3 separate regions of the Homo sapiens genome follow, and all the other regions are linked to region 3. The links are chromatin contacts, found by Hi-C or POLR2A ChIA-PET in ENCODE. All regions are on one chromosome and are shown on one strand. Each heading gives the region's core, a stretch centred on a gene start or an enhancer-like site at or near the end of the contact. The rest is flanking DNA. Distances are from core to core; before and after follow the strand shown. Region 1 holds the start of LINC02915 (long intergenic non-protein coding RNA 2915). Region 2 has its middle 150 kb from the start of LINC02694. Region 3 overlaps LOC105370777 (a long non-coding RNA gene).

Region 1 (3,550 bases), core at 407-2,906, 250 kb before region 3:
GAGAGGGAGCTCCGTCATGTGATGAGTGGCTCTTAAGTGCAGGAACAGATTTGAGAGGATTATCCAAGACAGTAACTTCAAGATCAAACTAGGCCATGGAGTTAGCCATAAGGCTCTGCAAATTCTTTGCGGCTCAGCCCTCTGGGGTCTCCTGCCACCGTGCTTGCCAGTAATGAATTTCACTTCCATGTGGGATCTTTCAGGTCTTCTTGACACACTGAAGCCATATGTGTTTCAGCCACTTCAGACATCATCCTGCTCTTTAACTTGAAGAACAGTCTAAGTCAGTGAGGTTTGCCATGGCATCAAATCTCCTTTTAAACCCACACCGCTTGAATAATAACTATGATTCTGGATAGTTGACTCATGAATATTTCCTGCGAAGGAACAATGAGGGTATTCTGAGGAAATTAAATCCATACAAGTAATTCCCAAACTTTATTCATGTTTGAATACTTTCTAACTTCAAATGTTTTTACCAGACTGGTAACACATAGCAAAATCAACTGATAAGATTGTCCTTTTTTCTTTCTTCCTCTTCCTCTACCTAACACTTCTCTAGTGTGGTACTAACTGGAGAAGGCACAAAGAGTAAGTAGATAGAAAGGGAAATGAAAAGTCAAAGAGCCCTACACTTTTTTTTCCCCCCTCTCTCCTGGTAGTCCTACTTCAAAGGCAGTGTAGCTTTCTCAGAAAGGCCAACCCACACTCAGAGGGTGAAGTTGGAAAACCCCAGCAACCCTATGATACACAATAAACCCATGTAAGGAGGTGGTCCCTTACAAACAGTTGGCTATGAATATCTTCTTTCAAATAGTCTGACACTCGTGGCATAATTATTTTTGTAAGAGTCCTCAGGAAAGTCTGTTTTGAAATACTGCATAGCTTAAGACTACAATAGTACCTTGCATAGTTCAATGTAAACATATCCAGGTGGCTTGTGAAGAAGAGAGGAAGCCAGAGGTGATGCTTCTCTATAGGAAAATGACACTGCAGCCAGCCCCCCGAATCCTGAGAAGACCCTAAATACACCACTCCCCCTCCCCGACAACTACCCAAGTGATATCCTGTGAGTGACTGGATTCTAATCTATCGAATAGTTTCTGTACATGAAAAAAAAATCAATTTTGGAATAAGAGTTGCCAGCAGAAAGATTTCCATTTATTAGGCACCTACCAGGTGCCTGATTCTATTGGGTACATTAAAGATATTCTTTCATTTAGTTCTCACCTGGAAACTCTCAAGGCTTGTTCACATTTTACTGATGAGAGAAATAAGGCACAAGAAGATTAAACAAACAATCCAGGCCAACTCAAGTGGAGGGATGTGTGGTTGAGTTCAGGTCTGCCTGTAAATCGCTTGAGGCCAGAAACTTTTCTCTATTTTGTTCACTGATGTGTCCCAAGTGCCCAGAAGAATGCCTGGCAAATTGTAGCTGCTTAGTAAATATTGAATGATTACCTTAATGAGAGAATCCAGCACGTGTACTCCTAAGTATTATTCTCTACAGTTTCTCCTCAGTCTCCTCACTCCAGTCTGTTACCTGCCCCTTTCTCCCATCCCATTTCAAAGGGAAATGGAGCCCAGAGCTGCAGTGGATGCTGTAGAAAGTTATATCTCTGTGTACATCCTGCTGAAGGAATGGAGCGATTGTCAGGGAGCTGTGTCATTGAGTCTGAGGCCTTACTTCCTTGCTCTCCCCCTTCTATTTCCTGCTTCCTCCCACAAAGATTTTCTGAGTCCTTGCTGTGTGCTGAGCACTGGAGACTCACTATGAACAAAGTTGGTATGGTCCCTGTCCTTATGCAAATTATTGAATAAATTATAGGTACGGTGAGTGTTTTGACAGAGAGGTAAGAATGTTATAGAAACATATAACAAGAGGACTCAGACCTATTCTTTGAGGTCAGGAAAGACATCTTTGCAAATTTTAACTTTAAGACAAGATATTAAGGATAATTAAGAGTTCCTAATGTATACCTTGGGTTTCCTGGATGTCTCTGCCTAAGACACTTTTAGGGAGGAGTTAAGACTGTTTTCCTATAATACTAAGAAGTCATTTGCCTTTTCATTCTTATTGCATTACAAGTGTACAATGGAGTTTTACAGAAGCTGCATAACATAGATTTCACAACAGATTGAATGCAGAAGCAGACATGAGAATCCATTTATCCTTTAGTAAGCCAGATATTGGTAAGATTTGCAAAAAATGCATAACAGCACTACTAGTCTCACTCATGTATTTTTGGTTTTGGAAAACGTGGCTATGTTTTCATAAAATGTTATTTATGTTAAGGTATAATCAGTTTACTATGTTGTTTTAAAATGAATTAAATATTTAAAAAAGAATTGGTTCTAATTTGCAACATGATATAATGATATAATCTACCTTTTTTAAAATGAAAAGGTCTTTGGGGTTCTTCAGAAGATTTGAGAGCACAAAGGGGCCGAGCCCCAAAAGTTTGCGAATGGCTGAGCTAAGAGAAGAGGAGGAGGGAGTGTTCCACAGTGAATAAACAGCCTGTGTAAAAGCCCTTCCCTGGTATACGACTTGTAGTTTTGAGGATATTAAAGAAGTCCAATGTGGTTGGAACATAGAAAGTGATGGAGAGAGAATATAATATGCAGAACAATGGGTAAGCAGTGCCATATTTGAGAGCAATGACTTAATCTTAGGTCAGTGGGAAGTCACTGAAGGGTTTTAAGCAGGTTGGAATTGATGAGATACATGTTGAGAGAGGAAGGAAAAGGAAAGAAGAAAGGAAAAGAATGGGGGGACACAGAGAAGGGAGGTCAGGAGGCTTTTGGGGAAAACTTAGTAAGCTATGAGGGAGGGACAGTAGGGCTGGATAGAAGAGGATAGATGTAAATAATATTATGGAGAATCTAGAGGACTTGGGTTTGATTGTCAGTAGAGAGTGACTTGTTTTGTAAAAGAAGGAATGAATTTTCTCATGGTTTTTTAGTCATACCACTTGATTTTAAATTCTAGCGCTAATTCTGTGACTGTGAGCAAATTATTTAAACTCCATAAGCTACAATTTTCTCATCTGTAAAAAAAACAGGAACAAGAGCCACAATTTCATATGGTTGTTGAAGTTATTTTAAAATGCACACATATCTAATATAACTGGATTATCGTAATTATTTATTTGTTTCCCTTACCTTCTCTTTAACTCTCTTTCTTACCATTTTAAGATGGAGGGGGGAAGTTGGCAGTGTTCTTCAGGAAACATAAATTCTTGGGAAGGGAGTTTGGACACCATATGCAAAATCTCCTCCTGTGATTCCTCTACACACTGGAGGTGTGCTTTCCTCAAGCACTTGAAGCAAATGTGTTCTCTAGTCTCTTCTCTCTCTCTCTTTTTTTCCCTGAAGACTACTCTGTCATTTAAGTTCAGTTATTTTTGTCTTACCTGCTCACTTTGGACTTGAAACTTTGTCCCGTTCTTCTTGTTCCATAGTCTGATTCCTACTATTTTTTTCCTTCACCTTTCTCTTCCCAAAGTCTTAGGCTAGCCTTCTCTATTTCTCAGCTTTGTCATGCCCT
Region 2 (3,877 bases), core at 178-2,677, 150 kb after region 3:
TGAGATTTTATCTGGGGCAAAATGGTAATTTTTTCTGTTTAAGGTTGCTGATTTTGTGAAGCTTTTTAAACTGCATTTTGTTTCCCATTCGTTTTCAATTTACTTTCAGTACACTTTGGTATCTGTGGAGGTCCTAATACCTTTTGAGTGGGCATGTAATTATAGTGTAGTAGAAGGCAATAGTGGGTCACAGCTGACAGAGCAGGCTCCTGCCAAAACTAATTTTCATTGATAGGATTCCTACAACTGAATCAAACATAGGAAGCCCATATCAATCAGAGTGAACTACTGTAGAGTTCTACCCAAACCATTTTAGCTTCTCTGGGCTCCATTTTTTTTGCAGAATAGAGACATTGGCTGAGATTATCTCCTTCCTGCTGCCTCCCAGAAGGTTAATGCCAGGAGGTCCAGGATACATCTCATGATTTAATTATCAGATCCCCTTTCTTTAGAATTTCCTCTTGAGCTGCCCAAGTCTTATTATTGATTTTTGGGAGTACCTGGGACTACAGGCTTATGCCATCATGCCTGGCTAATTTTTAAATTTTTTGTAGAGATAGGGTCTCACCATGCTGCCCAGGCTGGTCTCAAACTCCTGGGCTCAAGCAGCCCTCCTACCTCAGCTTCCCAAAGTGCTGGGGTTACAGGCATGAGCCACCACGCCAGGCCTATTTTTCTGTATAAACTGAGTATGTATTTAAGATTTTTATGCATATTTTGAAAGTTTTACATTGCTGGTCAAAGTTAAAAAAGTATTCTTTTGTAGGCTGATAGTTTACTTAAAACATATTTGAGAAAGCTTTTGGTTTCTATTTCCAGTTGCTCAAACCATGTTTCGGAATTTCTAAATCATGTACATTTGCTTTTGTTCTTTTTGTTCTCACCCCTTATCAGGCAGCAGTGTTTAATAATCCATAGGCTATAGACCTCTGCAGGACTCTCTGGAATCTTAGCCACTTTGGATTTCCTTATAGCAGTGACATCATTTCTATTGCTAATTCTATGCCAATGCCCCTTTGGGGAATGCATTTATTCCTAAAATACACTGTCATAAAATTAAATGACTATATCAATTGCCAACAATATATTTTATACAAATGACATTTTGTTCCCAAAAATAAATCACTATGGGAAAGATACCTCACAAATCATGTTTTGTGAGGCTCTAAGTTTCAATTCTAACAACATCCTCACCCCTCCCCATTTACAGTAATCTGCCTTAGAGATTCGTAGCTTATCCAATTAATAAGCTTTCTCATCAAAATCTGGCATTTAACTGACATGAGCTTTCTTTACCAATTTTATCCTGTGTCTGTGTGTATACTCTGTTTGGAGGAATGTGCATTTGAATGGAGGCTGAGGCAGAGATGGAGGGGGAAGGATGTGCAGGATTATCAGTGGCATGCCTTGTGTGTGAGTGAGCCTGGATGTGCCTGCAATGGAATTTCCTCTGGTCGTTAATCATGAACATATTTATTACTTGAACCTTGTTTTTCCCCTGATGTGTGTGTTAAATCATATATTTTCCATCCTAACATAAGTAATTAAGTTTTGAGTTATTTATATATCCCTATTTTACTTCCTCATTGCAAAGGGTAAGTGAAACAGAATGAACTCACAAGTTAACACAATTGTATTAAGGCAATGCACTCAGTGGCAAAACTAAAAACTGAAACGGAAAAGCTTGCTTTCAGTGTCTCCTTCTTAGATTATTTAAAACGTAGAAAAAATCAAGCAATATACACCAATATAAGAGCCAATTCCATAAAGTATTAGTGACAATAAATCTCCTACAGACAGAAACTTTGTAAGAGGTTCAAAATAGACACAGTAAGAGTAAGTATGACTGGGCATAATGGCTCACACCTGTAATCCCAACGCTTTGGGAAGCCAAGGCGAGCAGATCACGAGGTCAGGATATCGAAACCATCCCGGCCAACGTGGTGAAACCCTATCTCTACTACAAATACAAAAATTAGCTGGGTGTGGTGGCATGTGCCTATAATCCCAGCTACTCAGGAGGCTGAGGCAGGAGAATCTCTTGAACCCGGGAGGCAGAGATTGCAGTGAGCTGAGATCATGCCACTATACTCCAGCCTGGAGACAGAGAGAGACTCCATCTCAAAAAAAAAAAAAAAAAAAAAAAAAAGATTAAGTGCATGTCCCAAATCAATCCATGACACAAAACAATGCATCCCACTACCATCCTTTTCCAAACACAAGACTATTTCTGTATTTTTTGGTTACATTGCTTCTATGCTAACATGAATTAAAAAGAGCTTGGTTTTGTTCTGCCTCACAAATTGTAATGCTGTTTGCATTTCTCACTGTGCTACAATGAAACTTTATTGCCACCCGCTAATCCCTGGAATCTCTGTATCCAGAGTGTAGAAGTAATGAAGATACAAATAACCAAACCACTAAAACCCTAGACGGCAACTCAAGAATTTGGCAGTGTTTCATTTTTAATTGCAATTATTATTTTGTTTCTTGAATCTTTATTGTGGTTCCATCGCTTTAGAGACACCCAGCTACCCTCTACAACAGTTTTCCAATGTGAAACTAATCTAGCCACTGCCAGATGGTATGGCTTATGCTTTTTTCCCTCCTGGAGAGAAGAATTTGAGATTATATGCTATTGGAAAAACATGATTGTTGTTATTCCAAAATGTGCAAGTCATGGTGTATATTCCTCCAGAAATGTTTGTACCAGTCCATGGCTTCAACCCAGAATCCCTCCTACCAGCCTGAAAGACCAAGTTGGAAAGTTATTTAGGACTTTAGAGACATATGCTCAACTTTGCATCTCATTCTCAACTTGACCTGTGGTCAGTTTTGAAATTTAACCTACTTTTTAAACATTTAGTTTAGGGACTAAGACAAAAAAGCTCAATAGGGTTAGGTAAAGTGCTTAAATAATGGGGATGATTTTTCTTGATGAGGGAAGCTATCTTCAAGGCTGCAAAGAGGGTTAGGACAAGGATGGTAGCCACAAGTTGTGTATTTTATTTGAGCATGAGCCAAAATAAACTTATTAACTGTTAGCTGAAAGCAGGCTAGAAATAAGACATTTCTTACTTTATATTTTTAAGCTTTTAATTGTATTAAAAATAAATTTCTCTTTCAATATTAAAAAAGAATAGATAGAACTAAATAGAAAATAAACAGCTATGTCAACTTAAGACAAATTAAAGGACTTTTCAAAGTTCTCTTTGTGCAGTCCTAAGAATGCTCAGTCTATTACTAGTGCAAAGAATTTCAGAAACAAGTCACCATCATGAGCTGACAGGAAAATAAATTCAGGCTCATTCTTGAAATCCAGGATTACAAGGCACTTCACTCTCAGATTGGGCCCCCCAGTTTCCATCACACCACAGCTGGGTGGCAAAAGGTCAACATACAGCCATTTTTAGGACTAAAAGATACTGAGCCCTTGAAAATTGCAGACTATTTACTGTTGTCCCACAGTAATTGTGGAAGAGTCTTGGAAGCTCTTCTGAGAAATCCAGTGTAGTAAGAATGGAGAGAGAAAACGACAATATGAATAAAGGAAATCTAAGAGGGTTACAGGAACTAAAGAAATGACAGGAGTTCCTCCTCCCTTGCAGCAGGGGCTACAAATAGCCAGCTTCTATGGTACTCATTGACAAGACCTCAGACTTTTGAACGATCATTCAGCAGCTTTGTTCTGTTCAACAGACACTGATAAATGTTCCATGCACTGCACTAGGTTCTGGGGATACAATAATGCAATACATACAGAATCTCTCCTGACATGACTTAAGCTCTGAAGGAGGCCACAGATGGGTAAACCAGTAATTTCAATAAATCATTCTTCCCCTTCTCTCTTCACCTGGATGAGTGCAGCTCAGCCCTC
Region 3 (3,473 bases), core at 435-2,934:
AGCACTTCCAGTCTGGGAGAGTTGGAAATAAGTTCAGAACTTGGCTCAATTATTTGTCTTTATCTCAATATGAATTTCATTTGAAACTGAATCATGGCACTATACCCTATGCTACTTGTTTCCTTGGTAGTCTACCCATTCTTCATTTTGTGCGTAGCTGAAATACAATCTGGATGCCCTCATGAGTTGGATTCATTTTTCCTGGTTTAAAGTTTACATGACTGGAAAATGTCAGTGATTTAGGTCCACACTGATAGAGTACAAAATAATTTTTTTCCACCCCATCAACTCCATTTGCTTTGGATTTAAGCTGAGGGACACAGTTATTGATGAGGCCATAGCAAAAAGAGTGTTAAGATTTTTGTAGTTCTTGGCTAAACACTCCAGCTCCCTGCTACCAACTATCACCAACCAATCTGTCCCAATTAAACTCCATTGAATTAAGCTTCTTAATCCAATAGGCAAATTCACAACTCACTGGCAGTATTTTATTTCTGTTGCATAAAATTCAGCGTCCACATTAGTGTATGTCTATCCCAGGAGGCTGTGTGCCCTCTCCCCAATAGTTTCTATTCTTGGAAGAGATGTTAGAATGACTGGGGATGAGATCATAACTTGGGGCACAAGTTAACCTTAAAATTTTTTTAGGAACTTTATTCATTATCAACAAAAATGTATTGAACCCTAGATGTATTGAACCCTAGCGTGCTGAGGGGACTGGGCTAGCTACTGTAGAGGATGTCATATACCATTCTCCCCTTCTTCAGTATGCTCCAACCATATTTACAGTCTTTCAGTTCCATATCTCTGCAAGGTATTTCTTGCCTCAAATCCACATACACGCTGTTCACTCTGCCTGTGTGCACGTCCCCTCCTTGTTTATTCCCACAAATAGACATTTGTTATTCCCAGCTGACTCTTCCTTATCCTTAAGGCCTCAGATTAAATGTACCTTCTTCAGAGAGGTGGTCTCTCATCACCAAATATAAGTTCTTCTTCCTGGCACCCACTGCCTTTATTGTACATCATAATCTGTGATTATTCATTTAATTGTTTTCTTGTTTAATTTCTCTCTCCCACAAAACTATAAGCTTCACAAGGGCAAGGACCAAGTCTGTTCTGTTAACCACTGTGCAACCAGGGTTTCTAGTGCAGGGTCTGGCATGTGGCTGACACTCCACATAAACCCATTGAGAGGTAGTTTCCTGTTCTCATTTTAATCTGATGGAAAATGTGTTTAATTAAACATGTAAATAGGTTAGTAGACAGTATGTTTATGTCCAAGAGACGAATTCAATAAATAAATACACAGCTATCATTCCCTAACAGTAGTTTCTTCTGCAAATTAGTCTAAACAGAGATTTCCTGGCATTCTCTTCAGACATTGCTGTGAACTTGGGCCAAATAATAAAGGTCATAAAACTTTCTCCCACTCAATTCATTTGTGCTTATATTATGTTCGCTCCAAAGCTGGAGGAACGGAAGTGGCTTTTCATCATTGGGAAATGAAAAAATGCAATGAGTAACCCATTGTTTTGATACCATTTTATATTAATCATCTGAATGCTTCATTTCTCTCATCCTTGCTGTTAACTATTCTTACCAGAAGTTAATAAGCTTCCAACATTTCTGTACATGAGCTAAGAGAGAAGAAAAAAAAAAGACTAGGCATGATTTCAAATTATTCCAGTCATCTGTCCTGTTTGGGTGACCTGCATTCCTTCAGTCTACCAGTAAAATGCTAGGCATGCCTGACTGAGTGAAAATGGAAGACAAGCCTTCAAATTCCATGTTACTGAAGTGTTGAAACCAGTTTTAATGAAACATGGGAAAACAATAGCCAACAAGGGGAAGTCTGGAATTTCATAGAATTAGAGACTTGAATTTCATAGAATTAGAGACTTCATGTCTTCCCTGTTGATTCCTTGAAGTCATCTCCTAATGAAGGAACCCTTTCTCCAATGACCTTTAATTAGTATTGTTTCTGTCCCAACCTTTCTGCTCTGCTGCCTTCCATATGATGGGAATTGGGAAAGTTGAGCAGCCACCTGGGGTGCTATGAAAGATCAAGCACATTGGAGGCCCTTCAGATATCCATAGCACAGTAGACATTGGAAACACAATGAGGAAAGGGCACATAGATGTCCCATAACCCATTCACCAGAACACAGTATGGATAAGAGACAGGAGAAGGGACAGGGATATCTGTTTCTGTCTTCACTGTCAACAAAGCTTCAGAATTGGCCCTCCATCTAAATAGTCTTTCATTTTTCACACCATAGTCAACCTCTCTCATGACCTAAAATGTCCCTGCCCCATGCAATACAATCTATTTAGAGAACCCAATGCCCTAGTAGGTGCTGGGCCTTCTATTTCCCACTACAATCACAAAAAGAACAGCAGTGGCTTTTGCCCTTGGGAAGCTCGTTGTCTTGGAACTGGGGGTGAAAATGGGGATTGCTAAGGGGACCTGGAAATACGGCAATGTATTAAGTTCCATAATGAAAGTATATCAATATACTGTGATAATACAGAGGAGAAGAGATTCCACGTGGAGTTTTGGGAATAGTGGGAAACCTTCTAGAATGTAAGTTCCCCAAAGCCAGTCACGGGCCAACCTTGTAAGCCTTTTTTTTTTTTTTTTCTGGATATCAGTCTCAGGCCTGCTACATTAACTTCTTTCTGCACACCTGTTCATTTATTTGTGTATACATGTAGTCATATAATTAGAAGAATAGCCATTGAATTTGTATTATAGTTTCAATTTATGTTAAAGAATACTGGATCTTCCCTATAATATATAAAACAAATTTAATACCTATTTTTAGTGGTATGCTGGAGCTATTCTGTAACTGCATGTTAGAGCCAATTATTAAATCTCCAGGAATTTTGTGAGCTACTCACTTGCAATCACCTATAACAGGAATATTCACACCAAAGAAATTGGCAAGTTCTGCAGATCAGGACTTCCCCGTCTCCATGAAGAGCTGGTTATTAAACATTGAACAGCATACCTTTGCTGTTGAAAGGAAAGAGTGAGAAAGTAAAAAGAATAAACTTTCACACCTAATAAATAAAATCCCTATTCAGATTTATTTATTCATTCATTTAAATTTATTTAATAAATGTGAAATACAGAAGAAGTTCTGCAGCTAAATTCACTGACTATATGGAGCTTACAATCTAGTAGGAGAGCCAGATGATACACACAAACATAGTGGAGCAAAATATTCTCATCTTAGTCTGTCATTTCCTTCACTACCATAGAAGACTCAGAAGGAAGAGTAGTGTTTTTTCTTCTCCTACTCTGAGAAGCTTTATCTGCATTTGGGCTGTGCAATCTTTAATAAATACAGTGATGCAAGCTTTCCTGAAGCCGATCCCCCACCTCCAACAAATAAATGAATAGGCTTTTGTTTGGCAAGTAAAGGACAAATGACAGAGGCTGCTACTGAGAGTAGAGAGGGAGTACT

The links. Hi-C counts contacts between places; a loop is a spot of excess contacts on that map. ChIA-PET counts read pairs that join two places held with the same protein, here RNA polymerase II (POLR2A). Pooled maps may share reads with other maps.
Region 1: a loop to region 3 is called in a map of endothelial cell of umbilical vein, with 4 times the contacts of the local background. The contact joins the promoter of LINC02915 here to the enhancer-like site in region 3. A Hi-C loop is called at or near these places in 1 of 168 maps with a recorded cell type or tissue (endothelial cell of umbilical vein).
Region 2: a map of endothelial cell of umbilical vein shows a loop between it and region 3 (9-fold over the local background). The contact joins two enhancer-like sites. A Hi-C loop is called at or near these places in 1 of 168 maps with a recorded cell type or tissue (endothelial cell of umbilical vein) and 2 of 50 pooled maps. POLR2A ChIA-PET finds 5 or more read pairs at or near these places in 3 of 52 experiments (BJ, H1 and endothelial cell of umbilical vein).

Annotation. Positions count from the first base shown.
Region 1 is chr15:39,248,775-39,252,324 of GRCh38, reverse strand. It overlaps LINC02915 (long intergenic non-protein coding RNA 2915), which reads right to left and starts at 1,656. Exons shown (of 2, transcript NR_144508.1): 1 at 1,462-1,656; 2 at 1-266. All of the region lies in intron 1 of LOC105370777 (a long non-coding RNA gene), which reads left to right.
Region 2 is chr15:38,841,946-38,845,822 of GRCh38, reverse strand. No RefSeq gene overlaps it. Among named protein-coding and RNA genes, the nearest start is that of LINC02694, 150 kb to the right of the region's middle. Within about 2 kb of position 1,427, at least 2 of the 41 ENCODE cell types and tissues checked have a DNase peak (open chromatin) inside an H3K27ac peak, as active enhancers do; they include endothelial cell of umbilical vein, where a contact is called at or near this core.
Region 3 is chr15:38,994,447-38,997,919 of GRCh38, reverse strand. The region is part of intron 2 of LOC105370777 (a long non-coding RNA gene); the gene reads left to right. Among named protein-coding and RNA genes, the nearest start is that of LINC02915, 250 kb to the left of the region's middle. Within about 2 kb of position 1,684, at least 3 of the 41 ENCODE cell types and tissues checked have a DNase peak (open chromatin) inside an H3K27ac peak, as active enhancers do; they include endothelial cell of umbilical vein, where a contact is called at or near this core.